3 separate regions of the Homo sapiens genome follow, and all the other regions are linked to region 3. Evidence: chromatin contacts called from ENCODE Hi-C data. All regions are on one chromosome and are shown on one strand. The core of a region is the stretch at or near the end of the contact, and the rest is flanking DNA. Distances in the headings are between cores, read along the strand shown.

The links. A loop is a pair of places that touch in the nucleus more often than their neighbours do. Pooled maps may share reads with other maps.
Region 1: a loop to region 3 is called in a pooled map, with 7 times the contacts of the local background. The contact joins the promoter of NIPSNAP3B here to the promoter of TXN in region 3. A Hi-C loop is called at or near these places in 1 of 37 single-sample maps with no recorded cell type and 5 of 50 pooled maps.
Region 2: a map of CD4-positive, alpha-beta memory T cell shows a loop between it and region 3 (11-fold over the local background). The contact joins the promoter of SMC2 here to the promoter of TXN in region 3. A Hi-C loop is called at or near these places in 2 of 168 maps with a recorded cell type or tissue (CD4-positive, alpha-beta memory T cell and naive thymus-derived CD4-positive, alpha-beta T cell), 1 of 37 single-sample maps with no recorded cell type and 12 of 50 pooled maps.

What each region holds. Positions count from the first base shown.
Region 1 is chr9:104,762,642-104,766,124 of GRCh38, reverse strand. It overlaps NIPSNAP3B (nipsnap homolog 3B), which reads right to left and starts at 1,996. Exons shown (of 6, transcript NM_018376.4): 1 at 1,825-1,996. The coding sequence starts at 1,884. RefSeq lists silencers at 1,681-1,870, 2,068-2,267.
Region 2 is chr9:104,093,048-104,096,528 of GRCh38, reverse strand. It overlaps SMC2 (structural maintenance of chromosomes 2), which reads right to left and starts at 2,220. Exons shown (of 25, transcript NM_006444.3): 1 at 2,052-2,220; 2 at 977-1,205; 3 at 232-381. The coding sequence starts at 1,144. RefSeq lists enhancers at 1,600-2,267, 2,486-2,805, 2,268-2,937.
Region 3 is chr9:110,254,775-110,258,462 of GRCh38, reverse strand. TXN (thioredoxin) reads left to right here and starts at 1,956. Exons shown (of 5, transcript NM_003329.4): 1 at 1,956-2,051. The coding sequence starts at 2,028. RefSeq lists enhancers at 1,275-1,324, 1,365-1,564, 493-1,692, 2,435-2,764 and silencers at 1,705-1,944, 2,115-2,364.

The DNA.
Region 1 (3,483 bases), core at 747-3,246, 5.5 Mb after region 3:
ACTGTTTCCTAGCAGGGGTCTACCTCTAGCCATTTTTTCACGAGAATTTGCTCACAAGAAGGCTGTGGGATCATAATGATACTCCTTTACCGAAGAACTACATTTAAGACTTAGTCTCTTTAATTTACAAAGGGTTTTCCCCTGTTTAGCCAATATTCCATCTTACTCAATACCATATGTATTAGTTCCACACATTGAAAAAAATTTATTAAGTACACATGCCTTTTGGCAGGCCCAAAAATACGTTTACTAACAAAAAACTCTTGTTTTTAAAAGGTTCCTAAAAAAACAGGAAGGGCTATTCAGGTCAAAGTATTTCCTGAATCTACTGATGAAGACTACCGGTCAAAAACAGGACTGGAATGTAACTAATATAAAAGGAAGCTATAACTTATCCAATTGCATTGTACTATGGGTGTATACTGCATAAAGGCTGAAAAGGAAAAAAACTCAACAAATGAGAATTGTCTCCATCATTGTTTCTAATTACAGATGCAATATCAAGAAGTATGTACATTTAGTGCACTCAATTATACCAAGTTTATGGAACTATCCTTTAAGAACCACCCTTTGTAATAGTCATATGCCCAATGGGTAAATTTTCTGTCCTAATCTGGCCCTCTGAGCCTGAGTGAGCTTAATGTTCAGTAGCAAATGCCCTGTCAGAAATTATCCAGTCTGTCTGTATGTACGTACATGCAAATATTTATGTAAACACACGTGTATACACAGACCACTCCCGTGGCATTCTAGTTTACAAATCCATTCATTTAGGCATGGTTAGCATGTGACAATTTCCTGAGGCTCACTACCCAGAATAATCTATCGCAACAGTTTCAGTAGGCATCTTTCACTGACATATTTTTGGTTACAACATGCAAATGTCTATGTAGTTTGTGTGCATAACGTCTTAATTATAATTGTCTATCTTGAGTTCATTCATCTCCAGTATGAGTTATGCCCTTATTGCCCAAGTGTCTTAGTTTTCTTAGAAAACCCTTCTTCATACCAAAAAATACCTGCAACTATCCTTTCTTTTGATGGCCATTCTTTTTGGGTCAGTTTAATCAAATTCTGAAAATAAAAAACTGCTTAGTATCTACAGTTTAAAAATATTATTATCTCGGAAAATGGGCCAATGAGGTATTTCTAATAACTGCTTTTAAAGTTGATTTTCGGAGATTTGTATCTGGAGATGTTATCCTAAAAAAACGCAACAGCTGGCGCCACGGGGGTGTCCCGGGAGTTGTGGCATTTAGGCTAGAAACAGCTGGCATCAGGCTGGGCACAGTGGCTCATGCCTGCAATCCAGCACTTTGGGAGGCCAAGGTGGGCGGATCACGAGGTCAGGAGTTCGAGACCAGCCTGACCAACATGGTGAAACCCCCGACTCTACTAAATAGTAAACACAAAAAAAATTAGCCGGGCGTGGTGGCTGGCGCCTGTAATTCCACCTACTCCGGAGGATGAGGCAGGAGAATCGCTTGAACCCGGGAGGCGGAGGTTGCACTGAGCCGAGACTACGCCACTGCACTCCAGCCTGGGCGACAGAGCGAGACTCCGTCTCAAAAACAAAAACAAAAATCACAAAAACACTGGCATCCAGTTAGAAAACCCCTCTGACAGCGACTGCCAGCGAGACGACCCCGGCCTGTAGCCTCCTCCTTGCGCGCCAGACGGCTCCAGAGACCGCGTTAGAACTTCGGCGGCGGCGCGGGGCCCCAGGTCTGGGAGCGCCTGAGCGTGGCTCGCACGCTTCAGAAATACCCCCCGCCCCTCCCCTCCCCTCCGGCCAGGGCTCGGGCGCGCCCCCGCGGCCAGTACCTGAGGCGCGAGCGTCCGTGAGGCAAGCGCCTTGGTCAGGCCGCTTCTGAGAACGAGCATGGCGCGGCTTCGGCACTGAGAAAAGCAGCCAGCCGAGTCCTTTGTGAGACTTCTCTGAAGTCTTCCCGAGTGGAAAAAAGCGGCTCCTGGACCACTGGCGAACTCAGGCAGGGGCGGGACTCGGCGGGGTCAGCTCCACCCCGGCGCGGGAGGCGCGACAGGTCCCGCAGTTGGCGTCTTTCTCTTCGGCGCTGAGCCTCGGTCCCCCTTGGTTTCCTGAAACGTTCTTGCCCCAGACGTTAGAGGTGACAGAATTAGCTGAAGGCTGGGATCGTTCCTGCCCCACCTTTCTGGGCCCTGACCTCATTCGCTCCGATGCGCAGTTGTGTAGATTCGTAAATGTGCGGCGGTTGTGCTTGTGTTGCCCCTGGAGAAGGAAGGGGAGGTGTTCAGCGTGTGCATGTGCAGTGCTTTGCATTTAAAGTCGAGATGTTGACAGGGTTAACTTGTTTCTTTGTTTGAGACGTAGTCTTGCTCTGTCGCCCAGGCTGGAGTGCACTGGCGCGATGTCGCCTCACTGCAAGCTCCGCCTCCCGGGTTCACGCCATTCTCCTGCTTCAGCCTCCCCAGTAGCTGGGACTACAGGCGCCCGCCACCACGCCCCGCTAATTTTTGTATTTTTTAGTAGAGACGGAGTTTCACCATATTGGCCAGGCTGGGACAGGGTTAACTTTTACAGGTTGTGATAGACGTGTATTTGTAGACCAGTGAGCCTTCGCTTTTCTGCATTATCTGTCCCCATTGCCACCCCACTGTGATCTTGGAAGGCTCCTAATAAAGATTTAATTTTCCATGAGCTCAGTGGAATAGCAGCACCGAGCCTGATAGGAAAAAGTCGAAGTTAAACATAGATAGTTTGAAACTAGATCGTTCTGTAAGCCTTAAGAGCAAAACAGCCGACCTCTGGTCTAGTCCTCCCAGTCCCAGAGTACTGGTCCCCAGACTAACCACCTTCAACATTTTAAGCTGTTCTTCTAATACCTGTTTCCGTATGTTTTTTATTTTTTTGAGACAGAGTCTTGCTCTGTCGCTCAGGCTGGGGTGCAGTGGCATGATCTTGGCTCACTGCAACCTCCGCCTCCCGGTTTCAAGAGATTCTCCTGCCTCAGCCTCCTGAGTAGCTGGAATTACAGGCGCACGCCACGACACCTGGCTAATTTTTCTATTTTTAGTAGAGACGGCGTTTCACCATGTTGGGCAGGCTGGTCTTGAACTCCTGACCTCAGGTGATCCTCTCGGCTCAGCCTCCCTAAGTGCTGGGATTACAGGCACGAGCCACTGCGCCTGGCCCGTATTTTTAAATAATAGTCATTTTCTGCTATTTCTTGCATTTTCAGTTATGGAGAGTATGTGTTGCCTTCCTTCTGTGGCAGATGAGGATTTAGGTCTCACAGAAGCCACTCCCCCGGGGGCTTATCATTTGTGTTGAGAACATTCAATATCCTCCTAGCAATTTGAAACTATATATTATTAACTATAGTTATCCTGAAGTGGTATAGAGCACTAGAACTTATTCCTCCTATCTAGCTATAATTTTGTTTAACAAATCTCTCCCATCCTTGTCTTCCTCCTAATCTTTCCCATCCTCTAGAATCCTGT
Region 2 (3,481 bases), core at 971-3,470, 6.2 Mb after region 3:
TGAGTGCTTATACTGGATGAACAACTTTTCAGCTGTCTTTCAATCCTCTTAGTGATAGAATGTGCATGATCAAGATTTTAATATAAGGAAGACATTAAGGAATCTAGTCAGAATTTAAGGCACCAATTTTGCTCATGAACTTTCTCTAGCACGTTTTGCAAAGGCATAGGGCCAAAAACCACATCAGACATAAAAGGTCTTAAGATACCCAAAGGTTTAATTGCCACTCACCTGCCTTGTTACTGTGATTTCATCATGAACCTCAAATCCTAAAGGACTTTGCTTTTTGTCAGAATTATCAAAAGTGATTGACACAGAGGCTTTGGTAATACCAGCCTGCCCATTTTTGTAAACTAAATCTTGTAAATTAGAAGCCCGAACCTAAAATAAAATATGAAAAGTGTAACAATTACAAAACTCCCTACCGTACAAAGCAGCACTAAAAATGGGTCCCTTGCTGTTGGAAAACCCACCAACGTAGTGTCCATTAAGTAGACAAGGTTAGGCAGCTGCATCCTCTGGCAAGAAAAACAAGGAAAATAGGCAACAACCTGCAATGGACACTTTTCTCTACAGAACCTTTTCAACCCTGAATTGAATTGTTTCCTATTCATTTTTTAATAAAAAGTTACTTTGCAAGATATAAGGAAATACTGTCCCAAAGATTTTCACTAGTCATTCAATCCATTAATAGGATTTGAAAAGGCATCATTACACAGGGTTGAAAATACTCTGGAATGAGACTGCTTTACAGTCAGAATGCCTGAGTTTTGAGGCACTGTTACTTCTAAACATCTCTAAGTTTCTATTTTCTCATCTAAAGGAGTAATATTACTTTCCTTAAAAGGTTGCAGTGAGGTGTAATTTACAAAAAGTATAAAAACACAAATGAAGAGAATATCGGGACGTCTCCAAAGTTCAGTGAGGATTCTCCTGCCAACTTAAATTCAAATAAATCAGAAAGTTTACACTTTACCTGAGACAGGTTGGAGATGCCCAGCAAAAAGCAGATGGAGTCCAATATGTTGGATTTCCCACTACCATTTAAGCCAGTGATAGCATTGAAGAGGGGGTCAAAACCATTGACTTCGGTCCTCTGAGCATAGGACTTGAATCCCTCTAGAATAATTGACTTAATATGCATTTTCGATACTGTCTTGGGTCAGCAAACCTCTGACAGGAATCAAACAGGCCACAAACCAGTTCTGTACGAAACAGAAATACCACCACCTAAGTGGAATGTAAACCTGGAATCATAATGAACACGAGGCAAAAACAGCAACGATAGGGTGATAGAAATAAAACAGCCACTTGACAAACTATCTTGTCTGATGTAAAGACATCGTTCATCTACTCAAAAATATACCAGAGTTAGCCACTATCTGGAAATTAAACCATTCAACTGGGAAGTCTTAACTATTTCTTCTACCCGTTTTTCCAGGCTTGCCTTCTACTTTTATCATACTCTACCTAAACAAAGACTATGGATTATTACATATCCCATTATCTTTGCCTATAATGTGCTTTTCTCTGATACTGACATAGCTTACTCTCTACTGCACTCACGTCTTTGCTCAAATGTCACCTTACTGGAGTCCTCCCTGACCTCCCTATGTCACCTCTCCACAATCCTTCACTCGGCTTTCTTTTTCCTTCATGGTACTTAAAGCTGATATTAGACGGTCATTACTTGTCTGTAAGTTCCCGCAGTGTCTTCACCTACGTCCGTCATTGCATCCCCGAATTGTGCTTGACTCCGGGAGGAGGGGAAGTCATTTAAGTATTTACTAGAGATGAGATGTATCTCATATTCTCCAACTTCTTGCTTTTACTCAGGCTTTTACCTCGCTTCTCCAGGCCTGTCTACACCTCTTCGCCCTACTCCAAGGTCGAACAGAAGCTAGCCTTTATTTCTAAGGATCACCTAAGGTCCCTCTGCCACTGGTCCCCCTCCCTACAGCCCCCGCGCCCCGCGCCCCGCCTCCCGCCTCCCGCCTCCCGCCAGGAAGTCTGGCCCGGCCCAACCGGCCGTGCTCACGCACACGCCTCACCGCTGCCTCAGGCCAGGGGCTTGACGCACCCCAAAAGCTCCTCCGGGTCACAAAGGCAGGGAACAGAACAACTCTCTAGCCGGGGCCGCTACAAAGCGAACTTCACCATAGCGGCTACAACACCTGCCACACCGCTCTCAACACCCGCGCCGGAACTATTTATTCCTTTGAATTTCGGCGCGAGCAAAGGACCCCACCTCCATTGCTTATTTCCTGTGCTGGTGCCTAGGAGCTGCCTGTCTTTAGGGTTCAATTTTTCCCCTACACTCGAAGGATTAAAGCCGCAGGGCAATAGAATGAGAGTCTCGATAATGGTAGCTCCGGGGACTCCCCGGCAGGGGCCTGGGCACTACAGGAGCAGATAGTGTATGTTCACACCGGCGTCCGGCACTCTATGGTCAGCCCCACACCTCGGCCCCGGGTCCTCGCGCTTCGCCAGCCCCGCCCCGCCTCGGTCCCTCTAGTTCGCGTTAGGCACACTGCAGACTCCGCCTTCTCCAGTCTGCGGTGCTGGCTGTGGCTTACTTTTCTCTCCTCAAAGCGACAGTTAGGAAGTGGAGAGGCATTCTATGAGTGTTCTCGTCGGTTCTGTTTTGGAAGCTTCAGAATCTTCTCGGGTTGGCTCAGATTGCTGCAAAATAAAAGCTGTACTTCTTGGGGCCAGAGAGGCACCGTCCTTCGGGGGACTCTGGCCCGCGTCCTGGCTCCGCCCCGTACTGGCCTCGGACCTCGGGGAGCGTTTTTATCTGAAGTTTCCACGTCGGAAAGGGATCGTAGTCTACCGAGAGCTGTTCCGAGCCCAGAGGAGAAATTGTGTGGTGCTAAATAGCTATTCATCTCCCTTATACCGGAAAGCGTTGTAATGATAAGCCGACCTAACCTGTTGGGGATTTTTTCTGGAAACCTTTTAAGACAGTTCATGTTATTGAGTTCTGAATATTAGGCTATATTGCAAGGGGCTTTTTAAAATCCACGTAGCAACCCTATGAAATCAGAAATTGCCCTCGTTTTACAAATGAGTTAAATGAGACCAAGTAAAAGGTTAAACAGCTTGTCTAGTAAGCTGGGATTTGTTCCCAGGCGGTCTAGCTCCAGATTGCATGCTTTTAAATACTAGGCTTCATGCATAGAATCTAGTATTATTAGCCGATCCTATTATTAGTATGTATTGTTCTTTAGGAAGAAAAAACGTGTCAGGATTGCTCACGTTTCCAAGCACGTTGATACTTAAGAGTTAGGAAGGGCTTAACTCCGAATGGGTATGGTGTTACCCTAAGTGAGGTTCAAAAAGATGGTGTGGGCAACAATGCTATTTTGGAATGGCTTGATCCTTTTGGGCTTCCATAACAAAATATCCTAGACTGGGTAGTTTATGAACCACAGAAGTTTATTCTTCACATTTCTGAAGGCTGGAATGTCACAGAATAAGG
Region 3 (3,688 bases), core at 707-3,206:
TCTAAGCATTTTACATATATTTTAGTTCACTCAACCCTTATAATAGCACAAGCTATTATTACGCCCACTTCTCACATAAGGAAACTGAGGCACAAAAAGGCTATTTAGACTTGCCTAGAGTTACCCAGTCATGAAGTGGTAGAGTAGGGATGAGGACAACGGAGTCAAATTGCAGAGTCCAGACTGGCCTCCCAGTTCCTTATAACTGTACCATCCTCCACATCTACTCTGCATTGGTGCTGTGGAGGTGGGAGAGAGGGAGTACCTCCTTCACTGAGTCACTGGACATTTGGAAGGTCTTTGGAGAGAAGTCAGCTGAGGATGGCCTGCATTGCCCCTTCCTGGAACTCAATGATTTGTTGTTATCACCCATGCAAATTCACCAACAAACAGATAAAAGTCAGGAAGCTGGGATGCAGCTGAACTGAAAACCCAGCAGCAGAAAAGCAGGTTATAGATTCTGCTCTGGGTGCTCCATACAGCTCCTTCCTCTCTGCCCCAATAACCTCCCTCTCTTTGGGAACATTGCTGCATTCAGGGCAGTCTGTCTTCCCTCCCTATGGGCTGTCTTTAGAATGTGTCCCTTGCCTATATCCATATTCATGCTCCGTGCTCCTCAGCCCCCTAGAAACTTTGCACAATAGATTCAAAACCTCTGGTTTCCTCCCTTCCTCTGTCTGAAAGAGTGAAAGAAGGAAGCCAGGGATTTCAGGGGGCAGCCAGGCAGCAGTATCACCACCCCTAGGCAATCACACCTAGTTGCAGCTTCATCGGGAACAGCTCAGCTCTGAAAACACAGACCTGGGACTCTCCCTCCCAGCCTTCTAGCTCTCGTTCCTGTGAGCAGCTTTTCAACCTCCACTTCCAGCCGCTGACAGGCCCTCCTGGCTCCACAAGGCCAGCTAACATACCCACCTTCCACAATCCCCAGCCCTGCCAGACATAACCTGCAACAGGCATTCCTGGATCAATGCAAACTCCGACTTCTGTTCCAGGAGTCTGCCTCTGTTAGAAGAATCTCACACAAGTGTGCGTGCTGTGCCATTGTAAATGCTGTATAAGGTGGCCAGGCCCAATCAGTCCCTGCAAGACACCGAACAGTAAGAACTATCTATGGAGTGTTTACTATGTGCCAAGCACCGTCCTTTGCAAGCACTATTAACCCTCAAAATACCACCACCGTGAGATTGAGACCATCATGATTCCCGTTCTACAGAAGGAAACACTGAGACTTCAGGAGGTCAGGACCTTTCCAGGGTCACAACTGCGTAACTAAGTTGCAGAGCTCAACCCAGTGGCACTTCCATCTCACACGCAGCTGTCTGATGGTCAAGAGCCCAACCAGTCCCCCGGTCGTTTCTACCGCACTAAACCGCTGTGTCAAGCTGGAGCAGCGGGCTCAGCAGTGAAAATGAAAGAACAGAAGGAGGTTACAGAGAAGAGAACGGTCACGGTAAATTCCGGAGAGGAGGCAAGGACGTACACACCGAGATACTTCCCGGTCACCGTTACTCAGCACTTTGTGGGGTTCACGTGGCTGGGGGGGCCGGGGCGTGGCGGCCCTTTTCGAGGAATCCAGCCCTGCCTGGGCGGTCCCCATCTCGAGCGTGGGCGTGTTCGATTCAGGCCCGGCGGACGCATCCCCAGGTGACCCGGGAGGGACCTTGTGTCTCTGGGGGTGACTGTCCGTCTCCCCGCCTCCCACCGTCACGCGCAGTGCTGATCCCCACTTCCAGCTGGAGTGCGAGCTGGGCTTGGGGTTACAGGAGCCGAAGCCCTGGAGCTCCGCCCCACGCTTGCGCCAGCCCCGCCCCGATCCCGGCTCGCAGGCTCCAGGGGCGGGGCGTGGCCGGGGCGCAGCGACGGGCGCGGAGGTCCGGCCGGGCGCGCGCGCCCCCGCCACACGCACGCCGGGCGTGCCAGTTTATAAAGGGAGAGAGCAAGCAGCGAGTCTTGAAGCTCTGTTTGGTGCTTTGGATCCATTTCCATCGGTCCTTACAGCCGCTCGTCAGACTCCAGCAGCCAAGATGGTGAAGCAGATCGAGAGCAAGGTACGCGCTACCGGGGAAGGCCAGGGTGCCGGCGCCGCGCGCGGCCTCTGTAACTGGGGAAGGCGGTGGCGGGAGGTGGGGAAGGCGGTGGCGGGAGGTGCGGAGGCCGCCCCTCCGCATCGCCAGGGGAAAGGGACGCGGCGTCTCGGCCTGGGACTGCGGGAAGCAGCGGCCTGGGCGCGCCCGAGGCGGTGGAGCCTGCCCTGGAGGAAGGGAGGAGAAGGACGAGGGTCCCCTGGAGGGCGGAGTGGCGGTGCCCAGCGTTTCTCGCACCCTGTTCCTCGGGGGATTGCACGCACGCGGGGAGCGTCCGGGGGATGTGAGAGCGCAGACAGCGTGAGGAGTCCCCACGCTGCGCCTCCTGCACCCTCCCGTCCGGGCAGCCCCGACTGGAGGAAGATGAGGGAATGGAAGGGGTCCGCCCTTGGCCCCCCATCTGTATCCAGATTCAGGCCCCAGGCAAGGATAGGGAGGGCCCTTGCAGAAGGCACGGGTCGGTGGCCGCCGCTGCCTTTCCGTATGTGAAGTGATCCACCCGCAGCGGGGGTAGTGATCTCCCTTTGGGAGCGGGTCTAGGCCGGAGACCCCCGCCTGCCTCCACCCATGCCCGACCCCAAAGGTGACGCGTGCTGTATCCGCACTAAGGGGGCGGATTGCGGCTGGAGACCCCCTGGCACGTGCAGGTCTGTCCAGGAGGCCCGAGGGCCCCAGGTGACCGCGAGGAAGTGAGGTCCGGGCCGCGCCCACGGGACTCCTGTGGCGCAGGGCGCGTTTCCGGCAGCAGTGGCTTTGGAATGACTGAGTCCCCAAGGTTGGGCCCGGGGGCCTCGGCTGCCCTGCCCGTCCATGATTCACCCTCAGTCGGTGGGTTTTGCTGGAGCCAGGGTTCCTCCTGGGAGCAGCCGCGCCCTGCTGCCTGCTCGCCGACCTATCGGTATCCCGATCGTTGTTTTGTCCTCTTAAAAATGCCCAAGGCGAAACAGCCTTCCCATGTTTGAAAGTTATTGCAAGCCTAAAACCTTGTAGACTGGGAAACCCAGAGCCTAACGCGCAGTGTCTAGTCCAATGTAGCCACTCCAGAAATATTTGTTAAATGCAGCGTCAGAAAAGTGAGTGGAGGAAATTGATACTGCTCGAACGGTAGAAGACCCCTCGCCAGCGCCTACCCTGCGATTACCCCTCCCTACCTGCGGGAAGCAGAGGAGGGCGGGTCCTCGCCCGCCTCGGGTGCCCTGACCTGTTTGGTGCCGGGTGGGCTTCGGAAACAGAAGTGTGTCTGCAATGTGTCCCCGATCCTTTTGTTCCTTTGATTATTATTGACTCTCAGTGTTTTTTCCTCATATGTTGATTGCCACTGTCATCTTTTATCTTCCTCTCAATCAGTTTTTTCTTAGTGGGATTCTCATTTTAGCAGCCCTCATGTGTTGAAAAGATCCTTAGTAGTGAATTGTCTTTCATATACTTTTTTTCCAAGCACCTATTGTGTGACAAATTATTAATCCATTCCTGGGGAAGGGAGTGGGGCTGGGATTCTGTTCTCCAGGGTCTGGCAACCTCAGTATAACCCAACTGCTAAGAACCCCCTCCACTGAGCCAGAAGACCTTTGAGTGGTCTATGTTAGTTGTCCCAAAATCCA